2 separate regions of the Mus musculus genome follow, and region 1 is linked to region 2. A link is a loop called in an ENCODE intact Hi-C map of the cell type or tissue named here. Cell type or tissue: heart. All regions are shown on one strand. Links, peaks and the distances in the headings refer to the core of each region. The heading gives the core; the rest is flanking DNA.

The links. Hi-C counts contacts between places; a loop is a spot of excess contacts. Peaks named below come from ENCODE experiments on the same cell type or tissue, not always from the same donor. Only the 100,000 strongest peaks of a DNase experiment are listed, where the experiment ranks them.
Region 1: a loop joins it to region 2, with 2.8 times the contacts of the local background. A loop is called at or near these places in 1 of 42 quality-filtered maps.

The regions. Positions count from the first base shown.
Region 1 is chr9:122,803,527-122,808,171 of GRCm38, forward strand. Tcaim (T cell activation inhibitor, mitochondrial) reads left to right here and starts at 2,021. Exons shown (of 11, transcript NM_001013405.2): 1 at 2,021-2,162. In heart, for the core only: no CTCF peak of the experiment used is centred there; DNase peaks (open chromatin) are centred at 2,125 and 2,235; H3K4me3 peaks cover 1,670 bases; H3K27ac peaks cover 1,326 bases.
Region 2 is chr9:123,110,690-123,115,334 of GRCm38, forward strand. It overlaps Zdhhc3 (zinc finger, DHHC domain containing 3), which reads right to left and starts at 2,505. Exons shown (of 7, transcript NM_001372538.1): 1 at 2,307-2,505. It overlaps Exosc7 (exosome component 7), which reads left to right and starts at 2,542. Exons shown (of 8, transcript NM_001081188.1): 1 at 2,542-2,633. The coding sequence starts at 2,577. In heart, for the core only: CTCF peaks have their summits at 2,422 and 2,625; a DNase peak (open chromatin) is centred at 2,422; H3K4me3 peaks cover 2,416 bases; H3K27ac peaks cover 1,910 bases.

The DNA of each region.
Region 1 (4,645 bases), core at 721-3,220, 310 kb before region 2:
ACTTAGCAGTGAGTGTATATCATGTGTGTTCTTTTGTGATTGGGTTACCTCACTCAGGATATTTTCTAGTTCCATCAATTTGCCTAAGAATTTTATGAATTCATTGTTTTTGATAGCTGAGTAGTATTCCATTATGTAAATGTACCAAATGTATCCATTCCTCTGTTGAGGGACATCTAGGTTCTTTCCAGCTTCTGGCTATTATAAATAAGGCTGCTATGAACATAGTGGAGCATGTATCCTTATTACATGCTGGAGCATCTTCTAGGTATATACCCAGGAGTGGTATAGCTGGGTCCTCCAGTAGTACTATGTCCAGTTTTCTGAGGAACAGCCAAACTGATTTCTAGAGTGGTTCTACCAGCTTGCAATCCCACCAGCAGTGGAGGAGTGTTCCTCTTTCTCCACATCCTCCCCAGCATCTGCTGTCACCTGAATTTTTGATCTTAGCCATTCAGACTGTTGCGAGGTGGAATCTCAGGGTTGTTTTCTAGAACCCAGGACCACCAGCCCATGGATGGCACCACTCACAGTGGGCTGGGACCTCTTACATCAGTCACTAAGAAAATGCTTTCCTGCAGTGTGATCTCCAGAGGTGTTTTCTCCATCGCGGCTCCCTCTTCTCTAAGGACTCTAGCATGTGTGAAGTTAACATAAAGCAGCAGCACAGACTGAAAACACAAAGATCCAGGGCACCCCACCAAATGTCTAAGTTACCCTCCTAACAGCTCCCTTTCAGTGGGTCTCATATGACTATTACGTGTACGTTGTGGGAGGAGCACACATCCATGTGGATTTTTGCAGGACAGCGTTTTTGGAATCTGTTCTTTCCTTCCACCTCCATCTAGTTACGGTAATCAAACCACAGTGGTCAGGCTGGAGGGTCTGATAGCAAACACTTTCATCTGTTGGTCGACCTGGCAGCACAGTACTGTATGCTTTATGATAATATGTGACTAAGGACATTGCTAATGAAAATATTTTAAACAAATGTGCCAAAATATAAATATCTAACAAGGATTGTCCCAAAACACTAAGAAGTTAAAACTTCAGAAGTTGTCAGGTGGTGGTGGCCCATGCCTTTGATCCCAGCACTCAGGAGGCAGAGGCCAGCAGATCTCTCTTCAAGGCCAGCCTTGTCTACAGGACTACACGGAGAAATCCCGTCTCAAAACAAAAAACAAAAACTCCTTCAGAAACCACCTTCAGTATCTGTAGCCTATTCTCTTTAACATAGTCCTCACTCTAAATAGTACTGTACGCCACAAATTCAAGTCGTCTAGAGGGGAAAAGCCCTAAATAGGGTAATAAATGGGACAAGTATTTAAAGGAGTTCTCAAAATGGGTAGAGGCAGTGTCCTTAAATCTACAGTCTCACAAGGGCAGGAAAATTGAGTCCCAGCACTCTTAAGCTTGCGTGACATGTGGCGCACACACTGCCTCAGAGACAGGTGGGCAATTGTAAACTATGCTCCTGCAGACAAAGGACACGATGTGGGCCGCAAGGTCGTCTTCAGGAGAATGAAGATCTGAGAGAAGGGGTGGGATGGCTTCTTGCTGGTTGACCAAGCCAAGAGGTAGCAAAGCGAAAAGCAGTTTATATTCCATCATTTGCAGGTCTGGAGATCAGTTACAGACGTCCAATAAAGCAGTAAAAAGCCCATGCTGAGTACACTGAACGTTTAAAAACAGCCTAGTAAGGAGTCGCGATGTGTCATGCCTGTAATCAAAGCACGTAGGAGGCTGAAGCAGGAGAATTGCCGCAAGTTCAAGGCCAGCGTGGGTTACAGTGTGAGCCACTGTCCCAAATAATTAAACTATCTCAAATAGATTAGATTGAGGAAAAGTCAAGTGGGAAATGTAAGCCAGAGGAACCGGATCTTTCACACTCAGCTGCATCTGGGAAGCCTACCAAGACTACCAACGGCTGCTCAGCAAGAACTGCGTCACCAGAGCGCCTTGCATAGCTCCGCCCCTTCCCCCCTCCCCACCAGGGGCTGCGCGTGCGCGCTTTGGCCCCGCCCCTGCCTCCCGCTACTCCTTTACCTTTGCTTATCGTCCTCCCACCTGCCTGCCAATCATCTTTCTCCCTCAGACCTAGTCGGCCGGAAGAACCGGCTTGTGTCTCCCGAAGCTGCCTTCGGAAACCCGCAGATAGCGGGGTAAGGACACCGCTTTGAAGCGGGGTGGGAGGCCGCTGAGAGCCGACGTCCTGGCTGGGAGCCGCTTGCCGGCCTTGCGCAGGCGTTCTAGGAGGAAGGTCGGTCCGCCTTAGCCAATGAGCATGGTTCGTGCGGCCTGCCGGCTCCAAGTGTCGGGGCGTCCAAGCACGAACCCAGGCCTCTGAGACAGTGGGCCAGACCTGTCAGGAGCTCCCTGCAGAGCGAAAGTTGCCCAGGGACTCCACACTTGCCACACAGGCCTTGGCCTGTGCGTGCTGAGGCGTAGGCGAGGCTGTCAGATGGGAGCTGGGTTTAGGCTGCTGCTGGGAGAGCCTTGAGGCTGGTGGGGCCCTGGGAGGAGCTGCACCCCAAGTTGCGGACCTGTCCATTCACCTCTAGACCTGTAATCAAACTTATGGCTAAGTAGACTCTCAGAGGGGAGTCTGAGGCGTAGATTACTCAAGTGCACTTCACCACTAAAGAGCTTAAGGAGTGTGCTAATTCATTCAAGACATCTGTGGAATGTGTGTGTGCGAATGGGTTTAAGATTGTAGGATAATGGTAAAAGGAAACAGGATCAGGCTGAATTTTATCAGTTTGAGACCACCGATTGGAGATTCCAGATTTAATGTGGAGTTCATATAGTTTTAAAAAGGTGTCAAAGTTTGGTTGGCTGGTTGGTTGGTTAGATTTGTCTACAGATGGCCTACTGAAAAGGAACTGGAGATGCCTGCCATCCCTTGGCTTAGTGTTGATGAAGGAGTTTTAAGCTCAGGGAAATTGCAGTGCTAGAGTGGGTACTCTCTGAAAAACCTGATCCCTCATAATGGAAAGGCCCAGAAGACATGCCCTACACTAACCTATAAGATGAAAATGGTTTGAGGGGGCAACAGCAGGTCCGAAGAGTTTTTGTCGTAATTTTTTCTCTTGTGCCAGATCTTAGGGTTCAGTGGGTGTAATTGGACCTTGGAGTAGCACCAGTGCCTGTATATATTAGGTCAGGCTGGGCCAGAAGTGCCTGAATCCTTCTTGAAACTGTAGAGTTTGTAGTTATGATTTAACTCTCCAGCAAGATACAAAAGGAAAGCTAAAGAATTTGTTATCTAGCCAGGCGATGGTGGAGTGTCATTAATCCCAGCAATGGGAGGCAACAGGAGGCAGAGACAGTTGGATCTCTGTGAGTTCAAGGCCAGCATGGTCTACAGAATGAGGTCCAGGACAGCTAGGGGTGTTACACAGAGAAACTTTGTCTCCAAAAACAAACAAATGGAACTTGTTATCATTGATATGTCTAATACTGTCTCCTGGTTTTGCTCTGGTTGTTTACTTGGTTCCCTACTCTAAGTAGAAAGCCTAAAAGCATTTTTTTTTTTTTAAATCCTGGTCTCTGGGTGAGAGGGTGCATGCTTTTAATCCCAGTACTCCAGAGGCAGAAGCAGGTAGATCTCTCTGAGTTGGATGCCAGCCAAGTCTACAAAGTGATATCCTGTCTCCAAAAACAAACAAACAAACAAACAAACAGAAAGGAAAAGAAAAGAAAGGTAGTTAGGTATGGTTTTATCATTACTTGAGAGAAGAATTTTTTTTTCTAAAGAAAAATTCCAAGATAGTTACAAAGGGAAACCATAACTAAAGTGAAGTTAGTGTGAAGTTAAGTTAATTGAAATAAGTTACTTTCAAATACAGATTGTGCCAAGGGGCCAAAGCTCAGTGTTGAAGACCTCTATTTGATAATTTCTGTGCTTGTCAAAAATAATGGACAGAGGCTGTTAGATCTACAAAGCAAGTTCCAGACCAGCCTGAGCTACGTAGAGAGTTGCAGACCTTGAAGAAAGAAAGGAAGGAATGGAACAGAAAATAATACCACTATTAAGTAGATTCGGGTAGTCATTTATACTGGCTTGTAAACGAATTTTATCCTTCCATATCTACCTTCTGTCCACACAGTAGATCATTTCTTTAGGACAAGGCTCTCCAGGGTGCCCTCCCTGCCCTATAGGTGTAGCCTCAGGAAGTCTCCTGTTACTCTGAAAGTCGGAATCATTGCATTTACTGCTTTGTTTTACAGTTATCTACTTGTGTCTGTGTCCTGCTTCTCTACCCTTTCCTCAAACTAAGTTTAGTGAACACAACAAATGCTCGTTGTTTTACCCTGGACCTAACATGGAAGCACTGGTGAAGTGATAAATTAAGGACTCAGAATGCCTTCTGAGTCTGATGAGAGAGTTAGGAGTGCCTCTTGTCCATCTGTAGCCTACCTGAGGTTTTCTCTAAGTGGAAGGGCAGTGTATTCTGTGGAGTACTGGTAGCCGTCATGAGAATCTGTCTGCAGACAGAACTCCTGCAGCTGACATAGCTGCAATAGACTGTTAGGTCTGGTATCTCTAGCGTTTCCCAGAACCTGCCCCTGTGCTAAAGCAGTGTCTCCAATCTTCTGAGTCTTTGATTCTCTGTGTAACTGACTGCAGCAATTGAAGAGACAG
Region 2 (4,645 bases), core at 1,361-3,860:
AGGATAGTTACCAGCCTCATAACAAACATGGGTGTTCTGCATTAGGTCCCCTGGTAGATGACATGGAGTTTGTGAGAGGCTACAGAAAGTGACATTTGGGAGCCACAAAGCCTCCACTCAAATCCTGCCTCTGCTACATATTAGTTATGTGCTCTGTGACTTTGCTCAGACACTTATGCTATTTGTGCCTGTTTCCTAAACTGTAAAATTGCCCTCATAAGGCTATTCTGAGAATTGAATCTTTGTAAAGTTCTTGGCATACAACAAGCATCACACAGTGTCATAGAAAGTTAATAGAGCCTGGGTTTTATAAAAGACACAACAACAAAACAGCATGAAACAAACAAAAACCCCAAGAGAAATGAAAAAGCAAACTGGTATAACACAATATAATGTGCCATCCTTGGGTATTTCATTTTTCTGGTTCTAATATGTTCTTTGAATAGCTTCAATAAATAAGAACTATGAGTTATGAGGTTTAAGGACATCTAATGCATTCAATGAATATGATGAAAATGCTCTAGCATCACATAGGAAAAATAACTAGTGATGACAGCAGTGTTCCAGCAGAGAATATAAACTCCACTGTTTATGTTTCTTGAAGTCTTCTGAACCTAATACCAGATATTACTCATAAAATCAGTCACCAAATAGATAACACTGACCCTTCTTCAGAAAGAACCTGTTGTCTGCTGTCGGGGGTAGGATATGCCCGTGTGGTGCTGGGGAGGGAACCTAGGGCCTTTGCACATGCTACTGTTCTGCCACTAACACACTTTTAAAGATATGCCCAAAGACTTTTTCCCAGGAAAATGGCTCATAGTAGTTAAACTCAAGTCAAACTTTCTTCCAGTATCTTTTCTGACTTTTCAATCTTCACCCTACCCCACCCCCACCCCACTATATATTCAAATGGTCTCTCTTTCCAGTCATCTCTAGCACGAGATACCCTACTAGCAGGAGTCCCTTGCTATTTCACCAGTTCCTCACACAGAATCTAGTTGTTCAACCAGAGATGGTGTCTAGGTGCTATATCAAGTGTGGCATCTGTTCCTCCAAAAAAGGAAGAAAGCCGTCTGGCTCCACCTTTTCCAGTTACCCTAGAGGGCAAAGTCCAACCCTACAGGAAGCCGTCTCAGGAGCACCTGTAGTAAGTATTATGTATGGACGCAGGAAATTCATATCCAGTCTATCAAGAAGAGGCTATCATTTGAGGGCTCAGCAGCTAACAGTTCAGTACCTAGGAATATAGCCAGGCACTTCCTGTTACTGTTGAAATCTCAGCGTAGTCAGTAATCCACTATGACAACTCTAATCACCATGCTCTGTGGCTATGCTCACAAGAGCCTTCCCTTCTACCCTGGAGGACTCTGGTTAGTGTTCTGTTTACTTACTTAGTTAGCACAAGAGAAAAAAAGCCTTTTTTCGACGAGTGGGGGCAGTGTCTTTGAGACAGGATCTCACTATGTGGCTCAGGCTGTCCTTGAACTCACAGTGTAGAACAGGCTGACCTCGAATTCAGAGATCCGCCTAGCTCTGTCTCCCAAACGCTGGGATTAAAGGCAAAGGGTGGCCAGCACCTTTTATTTCTTGATGATTAAGCTGAAGGGTTACTTTTGTTTAAAATAGAACACCAGGTAAGTCTCTACCAAGTCTCCCCTCATTTTCTCAGAGAGACCCTTTAAAACTTAGTTCATATCCCCTCTCTTCCTTAAAGGGCCCCTCACTATGACCCCAGCTTCACCTTGCAGGCATCCTTTCTGGATAACCTAGGTCCCATATCCTCCCAGGGTCGGTTTTCTTTCATGAAGTTATCCATCTTCCCCGGAGATCCCTTCCATCCAGGCATCCCGAAGTGCAAGACACTCTCCCTACTCTCTTTGGGACAATACTCCAGCAACCGCACGGGGCAAGGGTAACTTGCAAAGCTCTGGGCCATTATCTGATGATGGGCAGTAGGGGAGGAAAGGATGAGGGAAGACAGGACAGAGATCGATCCCTGGAATGGAAGGAGGGGTGAGAAAATTGAGAAGCTGGCGCCCCATTCCTGGTGCAGACCCTTCCCGACCAGTGACCTAATGAGGGATCCATGGTCTCTTTCCTTCAGCCATCCTAGGGACCAACTAGGAGGGGGTTGAGGAGATGGTCCCTCATGGGCAGCACGACTTCCGCCTTCCTGAAGTGTCTCACGTGCGCGCGCTCGGCTACTTCGACTCCGGCCCGAGCGCTCGGGTTGCGCGCTTCCCATCCAGTCCCGGCTGGGGCCCCGCGCCTCCCTCCTTCTGGGGCTTCCCCACTGCACTGACCGTCAATCTGGAGGCAGCTAGCAGTCCCGCGCCGCCTGCTGCTGCCCCGGGGCCCAGCCGCCAGCGTCCGCGATGGCACGGGCACCCGGCGCCACGGCTTGCCGGACTCGGCCTCACACGGGGCGGTGCGAAGGAGAAGCCCATGGAGCTCCAGGCGGTGGCGGCAGCCGCGGCTGCGGGAGCGGCCACCGCGCGGGCTGATGACGCGCAGGCGCGGTGGGGAGAGGCGCGAGCTGATGACACGCCAGCGCGCGCGGTGAGCTGAGCAGCATGGCGTCGGTGGCGCTAAGCGAGGCCGAGAAGGTCTACATCGTTCATGGAGTGCAGGTAGCGGTGGCGGCCGCGAGTGCAGGCCATATTGCGCAGGGAGGAGGTGCGGGGCGGCCACGTGGTCAGGACGGACGCCCGAGGCTTAGTGCTGCAGCGAGTGTGCGTCCTGTATGCCTAGATGTCCACAGCTCTCGGGATGGAGGAGATTCCTAGCTCATCAGGGAGCGGCGGGCGGGCAGTTCCCGAGGCTGCAGTTTAATGAAGGAATGTCCTTGTGGCCTCTGCACGACCTGAGAGTGCAGTGCCCGAGATCCTGTAATCAGAATAGCGGCACGTGAATGGACTCTGGTGACTTTGCACACAGAGGCCGTGTATCCGAGGGGGAAAAGGACTTTAAAATTCTGACAGCAAACACCACACGCCACACACCCCCTAAAAACAGGAAAGAAGGAAATGCATCGGTAATAGAGTGCGTGCTTAGCATGCTCCAGACCTTGGTGGCTGGCACCTGTAATCCCAGCAGCTGGGAAGTGGAGACAAGAGAATCAGGAGTTTAAGGCCAGACTGAGCTATAAAGACCCAATCTTAAGAGAAATCACGCTGACATATACACACACATGTCTTACAAATAGAGAAAAATAGGGAGTGTTTTTCTTTCTGGCGGTGCTGGAGGTTGAACCTCTTGGCCTTGTGCATGCTAGGCAGGCATTCTATCATGGAACCGCATTCTCAACCCTTTTGTTTTTTTGCTTTTTTTTTTTGAGGAGGAGAGCTTTATATCCAAGGCTGGTGTGTAACTCCTATCAGTCCTGCCTTGGCAGAAGGCATGCCTTTTCACCACCCGCTGAGAAGAATTTTTCAAAGCAGACTGGTAGTCTATGGTGTAATTGTTGATTTACCTGTTTTACTTGTGGGGCGCTTAGATCTTTGGGTAGCTACAATGACTACCGCGATCTGGGCTCAGTCCTGCTTTTGAACGTTCAAGAGAAGTGAAGAATGTTTCCTGGCAACCATAATCTAGTATTCTACAAGCCTTGTCCCTACAGTTGATCTTGTGATGTAGTCATCATAGTAAGGTGACCTGTTACCATTTAAACTACATAATGCAAGTGAAAGCATGTTCTTTTCTAAATCATATGACATACTGTTATTTTCTACTTCATATAGAGTAAGGAATGCCAAAATTCAGTCATTAGGTTTCATATTAAACTTGAGTAATAAAAATCCAAACCCACAACTCATTAGCTTTTTAGTTCAAGATCAGGTTTAGTAATAGTGGGGTATATGCACAGTGGGTTGTATGGGAATGTTAAAGTAGTCAATCCTAGGGGTGGGGCTTCCCTTTTAGTTTTTAATTTTTTTTTTTTTGCCAGAAGTGTGACTCTGTCATTCCATATCCCTAGTCTTCATGGTGACATATTAAGTGCTGATGAGTTTTTAATTTTTTTTTTTTTTTGCCAGAAGTGTGACTCTGTCATTCCATATCCCTAGTCTTCATGGTGACACATTAAGTGCTGATGAGTTTTTAATTTTTTTTTGTTTTTTTTGCCAGAAGTGTGACTCTGTCATTCCATATCCCTAGTCTTCATGGTGACACATTAAGTGCTGATGAGATTTAAATTCTACAGGTTCAGGAAATCTTAAATGACCTGAAGAAAAAGTGGGTTCATTGCAAAAATTGGAAATCTTCCATCCAGAGCTTTATAATACTTTCTCTCATAAGAACCATAATGATTGGTGACTCTCTGGTGAATCATCTTCTTTTCTTCACCAAACTGTATCCTTTCTCAGTGGTCTCTTGCTGTCCAGCTTCCCTTCCATCTTGGTATAGTCTGTCCCATCGTCCCCGCCCAACCCCTTCAATTTTGCTTGGCTTCTCAATCACATCATGGCCTAACAACTTTTTGGTTTCTTGAGACACGGATTTACCTCTAGCTGTCATGAAACTCACAGAGATCTACCTGCCTCTGCCTCCTGAGTGCTTGGAATAAAGGTGTGTGCCACCCTGTTGCACTAGTCTAACAACTTTTAATTAGATCAGACATCCAATTTCACTGAGAGAATTGGTC